2 separate regions of the Homo sapiens genome follow, and region 1 is linked to region 2. Evidence: read pairs that join two places in POLR2A ChIA-PET (ENCODE). Cell type or tissue: Caco-2. All regions are shown on one strand. Each heading gives the region's core, and the rest is flanking DNA. Links, peaks and the distances in the headings are about the cores only.

Region 1 (5,383 bases), core at 224-5,223, 62 kb after region 2:
TTTATTTGTTAACCATTTAACACGTGTAAAATTGTACTTCTGGTTTTTTTTTTTAGGTTCCTTTTTAAAAAATATGTCACCAATATAGTTTTTGAGTGTTGCCACTCTAACTGCATTTTTCTAATAATCCCTATGGTTTTTATTGTGTGATTTTGTATAGCACAATGATTTTAGAAGCATACATGTTGCAATATAGCAAAATTGACTATATTATAATAATTCCCATTTTACAGATGAGAAAATGAAATCTTGGATAGGTTATATGATTTGTCCAAAATCATGTAAGTGGCACAACATGATTTGAAGCCAGGCAGTCTATTTACCATATTATGCAACCACTACCACCATCCATCTCTAGAATTTTTCATCTTCCCAAATAGAAACTCTGTACTCATTAAACAATAACTCCCCATCCTGGTTCTTCTTATGTTGAGTAATTTTGGATATACAAGATACATTTGGACATTAAGAATGCCATGTATTTTAGAGACTCTGGACATAGTTAAACTCTTTGAATGAGTACAGGATTTTCATTTGTTTTAGCAGGTAATTAACTTTGTTGGGGTTCAAGGTACAAACTCAGTCTCTTGGGTACACCTCAAATTTCAGCTTGGTTCTTTAATTCCTAGCTGTGTTTCTCTGAATCCACCCTGCATAAGTATGGTTCAGATGCCAGCCAAAAACTTAGGTACAATTACTCCCAGATTTTGAGATTCTCCCACACTGACTCTCTCCTTTCTACTATTTTTCCTTAACTTTCCAATGTCTGTAGCTTTCCTGAACTCTCTTCTCTACTTCCTCAAGCCAGAAGGACTTTGAATTTCCTTTTGGAGGTCTAGCCACTGTGCACAGTGCCAACTGCAAACTGTCCTCAGGATAAAAGCCATAAAAACAGGGAAAATAACTCTGTGCCATTTCCTTCTTCTAAGTATGAATTTCCCTCCAGATTCTCTTGCTTTTCTTTACTATTCTGTGTCTTCAGAAAGTCGTTTGTTTCTTGTATTTTTCTGGAGTTTACAGCTGTTTTCTATGGTAGGGTCAGTCTAGGATATACTCAAAACAGACTGCTAACTAATTTTTAAATTATTTTTTATATTAGGTCAAAAATAGTTTGAGGCAGATAAAGAAATTTACTATTTGATTATTCTTCAAACATACAAATAAATACAATATGCTAAATCTTATAAAAATCAATTTAGACATTCTCTATAACCCTAAATAATTCAATAAAAATTATAGAAATGCTCACTGAGGTATTTAGGCCACCGGGAATTCAGATCTACAAATAAATATCAAGACTTCACGGCAAACCAGCTACTCATCACTGTAATCGACTCTCCCTAGCTTAGTTTTAAAGATGGCTAAAATAAATAAGTAGAGAAAACAATTCTTAGTATTTCAGTCAAAACAATTATTTTAGTCTGTCTTATATCTAATGGATTACACAAATTTTAAAAATTCTATCAAGTTGATAGTGCTTAAAACCATTCTTTAAAACTAATTTTCAGGCTGGGTGCAGTGGCTCACGCCTGTAATCCCAGCACTTTGGGAGGCTGAGGCAAGCGGATCACTTGAGGTCATGAGTTCAAGACCAGCCTGGCCAACATGGTGAAACCCCATCTCTACTAAAATACAAAAAAAAATTAGCCAGGTGTGGTGGCAGACACCCATAATAAGCTACTCAGGGGGCTGAGGCAGGAGAATTGCTTGAACACGGGAGGCAGAGGTTGCAGTGAGTCGAGATCACGCCACTGTACTCCAGCCTGGGCGATAGAGGGAGACTCTGCTCCAAAACAAAACAAAAAACAACTAATTTTCAGTTGCTAATTCTCTCAATCTCCTCTTCTTGAGAAATATTCAAAAACAGAGAACAACTCTTCAAGACACTATTAATCTATTTTCATATTTAATCACTTAAAAACAATGAGCTACATAAAAATTTGTGATTAAAAAAAATCACTGTGTTTTCACCATTAGGTGGTGAGGCCTATTGTAGTTTCCTAGAAGTATCATTCTAAAATATAAAATATCACGTCTGTAATCCCAGCACTTTGGGAGGCCGAGGTGAGCAGATCACTTGAGGTCAGAAGTTCGAGATCAGCCTGGCCAACACGGTGAAACCTGTCTCTACTAAAAATACAGAATTAGCCAGGCATGGTGGCACATGCCTGTAATCCCAGCTACTCAGTGGGCTGAGGCATGAGAATTGCTTGAACCTGGGAGGTAGAGGTTGCAGTGAGCCAAGATCATGCCACTGAACTCTAGACTGTGTGACAGAGGGAAACTCTGTCTCAAAAAAAAAAAAAAAAAAAAACACTTCAGAAACTGAGCTCCAAAACTGCCATTAATAATAGAGATCAAGAAAAAAAAAAAAAAAACCTGAGTGCAAACTAGTTGTCTTCAAATTCACTGGGTAAAAAGACATGAAACATGCTCTACAATAAACAGTACTACATTTCATTATTGGTTATTCACAGCTACAAAGAAAAGAGCCAAAGAAAGAAGCTTTACTTAGTTTGATTAAGTCTTGATTGACATTTGATTTTGGTATTACTTTAACAATAATCCATAAGCTAGATATATTTAGAGTGGCCAAACCAGACAGAAAAAAATCCTAAGAGTCTAGGTATCATATTGACTTTTGCCATACCACAGGGATTTAGTGAACACCATGGAGTTTCAGGCTAAAACTCCCTCTATTTTATCAAGAAACATGAAACTCAACAGCAAACATAGGTCTTTCTTTACTCAGTTTTTAGAAAGCATCTCAATGTATGAAGAAATCTACAGACACTTGGAAAGGATTAACTGATTCCTTTTAAAGATGACTTAAAATGTAAAGACAAAATCTAAATAATGGAAATATGCTCCATTATTTGCAATTATCTGGTTACAAATCTTGTAGATGAATCAGCAAAAGCTATAATAAGATAACTCATATCACGATTAGGGATGAAGATAATCCCAAAGCATATAGAAATGAATTTGAGGAATCGACCTAAGGATTCTGAAAGGCAAACATTAGTTTACTAGAAAATAAGTGTGGTCTATGGGGAAGCAGGAAAGGCAGACAGAGAGGGAGACACATATAGAGAGATACACAGCAAATACAAAAAGAGAGAAACAAACAGGGATGGAAGAGAAAGGAGACAATGACAAACACACTGGACTGTAGTACGGGGGCGGGGCACGAAGGGATGAAGGATGTCAGAGAGATATCTAGGCAGAAAGAGTTTTGGGGAAGGGGACAAAAACAAAGAGAGGGGAGGTGGAGAAAAAAAATCACAAAGGCAAAAGTAAGAGTCAGAGGAAAAGTGAAAATTAGAGAAAAATAGATAGGACACAGAGCATAAAGCTTCCCAAGAAGCCTAGCTGCAAATGAGCAAGAATCTTTTTCCAATTTACTAAACAGGTAAGTCCACTCACAGAGAATAGCAATTCAGATATAGGAAAAGTCCCTATTTCGTACATGGAAGCAAAAATGATTCCTCTTATTAACAGCTGCTCAAAAAGTCAATGGACTTAAAAAATGAATATTCTAAACTGCAAATCTGGTAAATTATACTACTATTAAAAGTGGTTTCCCTTTCCTCTGCAGGACAAGGTCCATACTACTTAGCAGAGCATACAAGCCACTCCATGCGTTCAAACTGCAAAATGTCTTAGTCCATTTGGGCTACTGTTAGAAAATACCATAAACTGGGAAGCCTATTAATAATATAATTAATAATAAAAATTTATTTCTCACAGTTCTGGAGGCTGGGAAATCCAAGATCAAGGTACCCACAGTTCTGGTGTCTAGTGAGCACCCATTTTCTAATTTACAGATAGCACCTTCTCACTGTGTCCTCACATGGCAGAAGCAGCAAGCTAGCTCTCAGGGATCTCTTTTCTAAGAGCATAAAGTTCATTTATAAAGGCTCCACCCTTATGACCTAATCACCTCCCAAAGGTCCTACCTCCTAATACCATCACATGGGTGATCAGGTTTCACCACATGAACTTTGGGGGATATAAACTTTCAGACCATTGTACCTGCCATTCTGGACTCACCTTCAAAAAGTTTCCCAGAAACACCAAGCTGTTTCTTGACTCTGACCCTGTGCTTTCCTCTTTCTGTACAGTAAACCACTCTTACAAGCCCTTAGTCAAGAGTTTCATCCTTTATAAAATTTTCTCTGACCTCACATCGACTTCAGACTTTATAATTCGTCTAGAATTCCACTGTATGTCAATACTTCTGCTACAGCATTAACACACACTATTTCATTTTTTAATCTGTTTTCTCTCTTACTAGACTAGAATGTCATCTGTTTGCACTAGTATCATCTAACATAGAACCTGAAACAAACAGGCACCTAGAAATTGTTGAATGGTCAGACTAATGAAGGCACAGACCCCCGCTGTTTGATCAGAGTGAAGAGGAAAGTACGTATTAGATAGGTTGACTAACATTTGCCTCTCACCTGTTTGGAGTTGGTTAAATACAATTTTGCTCCCAGATTTAATATCTGCAGTTTTACCAGATCATCTTCACTAGTGAAGCTTTTAGCCATCTTCCTCAAAACATCAGGGGCAATTTTAGGAACTCGTTCACAGTTTTCTCCAATTAGCCAAAGAATACTTGCTCTAGCAACAGGAACCTAATATGAGAAGCAGATTACATAGTTAGAAGTAAGTTAATCATACTCTAATATTAACATAGAAAAGGTTTTAACTATTACAAAAGTTTTACAGCTATTAATTAATTTAATGTATATCTAGGAATTAATCCTGTATTTATGAATTTTCGTCAGTTATCAAAAAATAAACACATAGGAAATCTCATTAAAATTGATTTCGAAGAGAATATCTTAGAAAATATTCATACAGCAAAAACCGATGGTCTAGAATCTAGATTCTATCAGAGACGAACAAATTCTAGAAGCCAGTCTAGCTGCCCATACCTATTTGTTTCTCCATTATCTGTTGCTGCTTTTGTGCTATAATGGCAGAAATAGTTACAGTGAAGACCATATGGTCCTCAAAGCCAAAAATATTGACTGTCTAGCAATTTATAGAAATGGTTTGCTGACCCCTGCTCTAGAACAGCAGTTCCCAAACCTCAATGCCCACAAAAATCATCCAGGGTTCTTACTAAAAAGACAGGTCCTGGGATCAGCTCCAAAATAGTATTTCTGTGGTGGGGCCCAGAAATCTATGTTTTAATTTAAAAAGCATCACAGATGACTCCTGAGACAGGTGGTCCACAAAGCCCATTTGAGAACCCACAGATAATACAGAAAAAGAAACAGATCAATTAGGTACTATGATTCCAAATCAAAACTGTTTTTGCTCTTTATGTATTAGCATCTACAACACTGGAAATATATCAAACTGATAA
Region 2 (5,383 bases), core at 244-5,243:
GAAGCACAAAATACTGTCACACTTTAATTTAAAAATGTTTTCAATTGAAGCAGACCCAGGCCAGTGATTTTTCATTATTTTTACCACAGTTCCATGACTACTGACATTTTCATCAGAACAAATAAAGGATTTTTCCTAAATTTAAAATGACAAAATTATTTTTAATTTTGACTTACAATTTCTCCCTCTTCCAAACTCAAAGGAATTTGATCTTAGCTGGACTTGTCTCTTAGCCTGGGGCCTGAATATACCTTAACTTTATAAAATGGAAAAAAAAAATTTTTTTAAAGATAGTTCTTCACCGGGCACGGTGGCTCATGCCTGTAATCCCACCACTTTGGGAGGCTGAGACAGGTGGATCACCTGAGGTTAGGAGTTCGAGACCAGCCTGACCAACATGGAGAAACCCCATCTCTACTAAAAATACAAAACTAGCCGGGCGTGGTGGCACATGCCTCAGGAGGCTGAGGCAGGAGAACTGCTTGAACCTGGGAGGCGGAGGTTGCGGTGAGCTGAGATTGCGCCACTGCACTGCAGCCTGGGCAACAAAAGCAAAACCCTGTCTCAAAAAAAAAAGATGATTCTTCTACTATATTAGAAAAACTTTATCATATAATTTTTTGAATGAGATCACATATTCATGAAATGTCTGGCATATAACTTAGTAAACGTACATATTCAACAAAGACGTCCCTCAAAGCAATCTCTCCTTGCAGACCAACTTGAAAAAAGTCTAGCACTCTGCCAATATAAGAGATTGGAAAACAAAACTAAAATACCCTAGTAGCAATTAAAAGAGAGTGAGGAGAACTGGTAGGGGGGTGGTTGGGGAGGATATATCTAAGATAAGACTACTCAAGAGAAACTGAAATCCTAAATACAATGCAACTAACTTCAATCACAATAGTTACTATTATAATGCACAATTATCCTAATAATTCCAAATACTGTTTTAGTAGATTTCAGATGGAGTGAATCAGATACTTCTTCATGAATTATGGTTTGTTTTTTTCTTATTATTGTTTTAAAACCAACAGAGTGACTTCCATACCAAAACAAAGGAAAGGCCTGATAAGAGTCTTCTGTTTCCCAGTTGAGTTCCTACAACACAAACTGGGTCAGGGACTTATCCCTAACTCACGGAAGAGTTGTAACTCCACTGGCTGCCAATTTTCGACAATAGCAAAAATCCGTAAGACTACTTGCTAGCCAATTTCCCATATTCCTTTGATAAGGAACCTGATAGGACAAATGATAAAAACTGCAGAAGCTACATTTGCTTTGTGGCTTTTCTTTGTACCACTCTGGGTGCCCAAATTCAAGTGGATTACAAATGGGGTTGCTTCTTCCTATCCTTCGGCCTATAAATCCATGGGGAGCTGAGGGGCATGAGTACAGGGCTTCTTGGTCATGCTGCCAAACTTAACGTCATCTTTTTGCTGGTCATAGGAAATTCCATGCTAGCTACTGATATTCCATGCTAGCTTCACCCTGGCATGGTCATCAAGTGACAAAGTGATGGTCCTCAATGGTAATTCAAGGAAAGCAAACGGCGAAGAGTACGGACTATGAAAATCATCCTTCTACTTCTTGCTAAAGGAGAAGAGTAGTTCAGGTATCTAAATCTTAAGCTGTGTCAAATATTGAAAGTAACTCTTTTAGGTTTTAAGTTATAATGGTACAGAGGAAAAAAGGTGGAAATGTGGAATTTAGCAAATATCAAATAATAGTGTTTATGTTCATAACCAGAGAAATAATGACAAATAAAGACAACTTGTATCTACGGATACTTCCAAATGGGCAAAACTGTTACAAAAAGGAGAGCACTTGGTATACTGTAATTACATACTTTGAGGCAATTTTTCTTTATTTTCCCAGTCAACTATAAACTTTCTCAGGGCAAGAAGCTTTCCCATCTTGTTTACCACTATATCCATGGCTTCATATTCTGGTCTGAATAAATACATGTTGGATGAATAAAACACTTAATTGGCATATGTGTAGTAAGGAATTTGACCTAACCTAAAGAGGCTTAGGACTTTCTCTTAGCTCTTGAGGGGCGACCTCTAAACCCTTGGAATTTCCCCAGTGATAAAAGTGTCTTTGTTATTCATGGTGGGCCCTTTGGGACCACACCTGATAATTTATGCCACTGAGGTGACTCATGACAGGTCCCTCAGATAGCTTATGCTAAGGAGATAACTCAGGATAAGGCTGGCCAAGATAGAAAGACCAACCATGTGATTAGAGGGTTGGGGCGTTGAGCTACTTAATATCAGCCTGACCTCTAGAGACAGGGGAGGGCTGGAGACTGAGTTCAACTATGTGGCTAGAGTTCAACCATGTGGCAATATTTCAAACAATCAAGGCTATATGATGAAGCCTCAATAAAGACTCTGGATGTCAAGGTTCAGTGAGCTTCCCTGGCTGGCAATAGTCCATGCATATTGCCAGATTTTCATGCCAGTAGGGTAACCCAAAAGTTTCACATTTGGAACCCTCCTAGAATCTGCCCTAGGTGTGTCTTCGTTTGGCTGGTTCTAATTTGAATCATTTTGCTAAAATTGTAATCCTAAGCACAGTGCTTTTCTGAGTTCTCTGAGTTGTTCTAGAAAATTACTGAACTAGAGAGTGGTTTTGGGAAATCCGTAAAGTTACAGCTGGTGTCAGAAATCTTGGGCCAACTTAGTCTGGAGGACTGTGCCTTTAACCTTGAGTTTGGCTACCTCCAAGAGGCATACAACAACAAATTAGGCCTTTTTGTTTGTTTCATGGATTGTTCTTGAAATTCCTTACTATTCCTCAGTGTACCACTTTTGCATTTTGAAATGATCACTTTTCTTAATGAGCCTTCCTGTACTGTCCAAAATTAAATTCCACTTAGGGTTTGTGATCCACAAGGATCAAATCTGTTATCTTTATGGTAGCTAAGTCAGAGCTCCCTCACTAATTTGCCACAAATGGGTCAGAGGTGTGCTGCGATACTGCCCCCCATGAATCCCCAAGGCCAACTGGGGTCTGTGGTAGCTGGAGCTCCTAGACTGGGTGCCTCCAACCTCCTTCAGCATTGTTTACCCTAGAATGCATTACAGGTATTGCCACTTTTCTACATGTACCGGCACACAAAAAGATTGGAAAACAAGTTAAGGAATCATTACTACAATTTTCCCATGACAGTGCGTCACCAACATACTTCTCAAGTATCAGATCTGGTTACACATGTTATACTTAAACCCTACATTGAAATACTGTTTCAGCAATACTCCAGTTCTTCCACACCCCAAGCCTTCAGGTATACTAGTTCCTCTTCTAGGAGCGTCATTCTTCTACTCCAGCCACCTAGGCAAACTCATCTTCCAGACTCAGTTCCAAGGTTACATATGTATATCTTCTCTAAGAGATCTTTGTCACCCAGGAGAACTTGGTGGATTTGTCTCTAGTTCAGCACTTACTACATTAATGATTTGACTATTTCCCTCAGTAACCTGTGAGTTTCCTCATAACACGCTGCTCTATGACTCACCTCCTTCTTTCACTGCTTTTATTTGGCTTTTTTCTTTGTTGTCTTCTAAAGCATGATGTTCCCTAGGATTCCATCTTCAGTTGTCTCTTCTCACCCACAAGGTTTCCCTTCTGTTCCCCTACCTTAAACCATTACCCATAACCTGATGGCTTTAGGATGTGTGTGTATGCACACACATGTGCACATGCTTGTATTCTAATTAGTTGGCCCTAATTTTTCACTAAAATCCAGAATGGATTTTACCTTCTTACTGGACATCTCTAACTTGATGTTCCAAAAGCACCTCAGAGTAACATGTTCCAAAGAAAATTTCAATGTCATTGTCCTTTCCTCTTCCTTATTTTCTATCTTGGTTAACTGGGTACCACTATCCAGATAATCATTCCGGTGCAAATCTCAGTTATCTACCTAAAAGTTACCAAATTCTTCCTTTGTTCTCTTCCTATCCAATTAATCTTTCACACAACTTTATAAAACAAAGATCTGATCACTATCAATAACCTGCTCTAAAATCTTCAGAACTCCTTTCAACTGTTTCACAATATGGCTTTCAACCAGTAGCTACTTCTCTCTCCCCCAAAACATACATTTTGTACACTAGCTATATCTAGCTACAGAATTTGGCAAAAACATAATATACATTTTATCTTCTCTCTTTCATCTGGCCATTCCCTGGGCTGAAATACGCATCTCCTCTTCTTCCCTGTTGGTAAACTCAATCATTCTCCAAGACCCAACACAAATATCGCTATCCAAGTCCATATTGATAGGCACTCTTTGCAGAATTACTTGCTCCCTTGTCTGTACTCCTATAATGAAGTTTTCTAGTCTTTTTCATTCACTAAACTGTGAGCTCCCTTAGGAAGGGACTATGTTTTATTAACCTGTTATCTGTAATTCCTAGCATAGTGATTTAGTCATACTGTGTTCAATAAAGCTTTTAAGTAAATGAAATTAAGCTATAATAAAGCCTTTCAGTCTGCATGTATGTTAGAATGCAAATATCTAGAGAATCTCACTGGTATCTATGAACAACATAAACATTAGGGGAACATGTGTTGTTACCTGCCTTACAGATTTCAGATATGAAAGCTCTTAGGTATTGCAAATTTTTATTGACTATATTCATGAATACATTGCAAAATGCAAGCCTTAAGTAATACAGCTAGTATTCCACCATCTGAAAGTCAGACCATCTGTGTCTGGCTTTGCCAAAGGCAAATCCTGCTTTAAACTCATGTTAGAATACTGTCAATTCTTCTTACTGAATGTTTTTTAAAAAGGTACCATCCACAATCAACTACATGGCTAACATAAGTTAACATTTTTTTTTGAAATAAAATCTAAAGGGTTGAAATATTTCTATTTCATTACAATTTTCTTATATAATTCCTTGGAACAGGAATCTTAAGACATTTTCTTTTTTACAAAAGAATTTTACAGAAATAAAACCCTCATTAATCTGAACTCTAATTGAGAATTTAAGAAAATTAAGCATGGAATGAAGGATGGACTAAGTTTGCACCATCTAAGAAGCAAAAGACCTACCATGGAGCAAATAAGATTTTACAGGACATATAAATGCAGTTCATTAATTAAATAATTCTAAGGAGTTTACCACATACGGTATATACAAAGATTGATTTAGTATATAATTCTAAAGGAAAGCAGAAAGATATGGAAGAAAAGGAATAGAATTTGGAAGCACAAAACCCGGACTCAAGTATTAAGTGTACTATTGATAGTTTTATTTTAGTTATACTTTGGATTTTAGTATATATTTAATGTAGCTCACATTTATAAAAACCTGTATATAAAATAATTCAGGCAAAGAAGTATAAAGAATAGATTAAAACAAAA

Evidence for each region. Peaks named below come from ENCODE experiments on the same cell type or tissue, not always from the same donor. Only the 100,000 strongest peaks of a DNase experiment are listed, where the experiment ranks them.
Region 1: POLR2A ChIA-PET joins it to region 2 with 5 read pairs; 2 of 35 experiments call an interaction of 5 or more read pairs at or near these places.

Annotation. Positions count from the first base shown.
Region 1 is chr5:78,136,677-78,142,059 of GRCh38, forward strand. AP3B1 (adaptor related protein complex 3 subunit beta 1) reads right to left here. Exons shown (of 27, transcript NM_003664.5): 15 at 4,467-4,643. Among named protein-coding and RNA genes, the nearest start is that of AP3B1, 160 kb to the right of the region's middle. In Caco-2, for the core only: no CTCF peak of the experiment used is centred there; no DNase peak of the experiment used is centred there.
Region 2 is chr5:78,074,368-78,079,750 of GRCh38, forward strand. All of the region lies in intron 22 of AP3B1 (adaptor related protein complex 3 subunit beta 1), which reads right to left. Among named protein-coding and RNA genes, the nearest start is that of AP3B1, 220 kb to the right of the region's middle. In Caco-2, for the core only: no CTCF peak of the experiment used is centred there; a DNase peak (open chromatin) is centred at 2,214.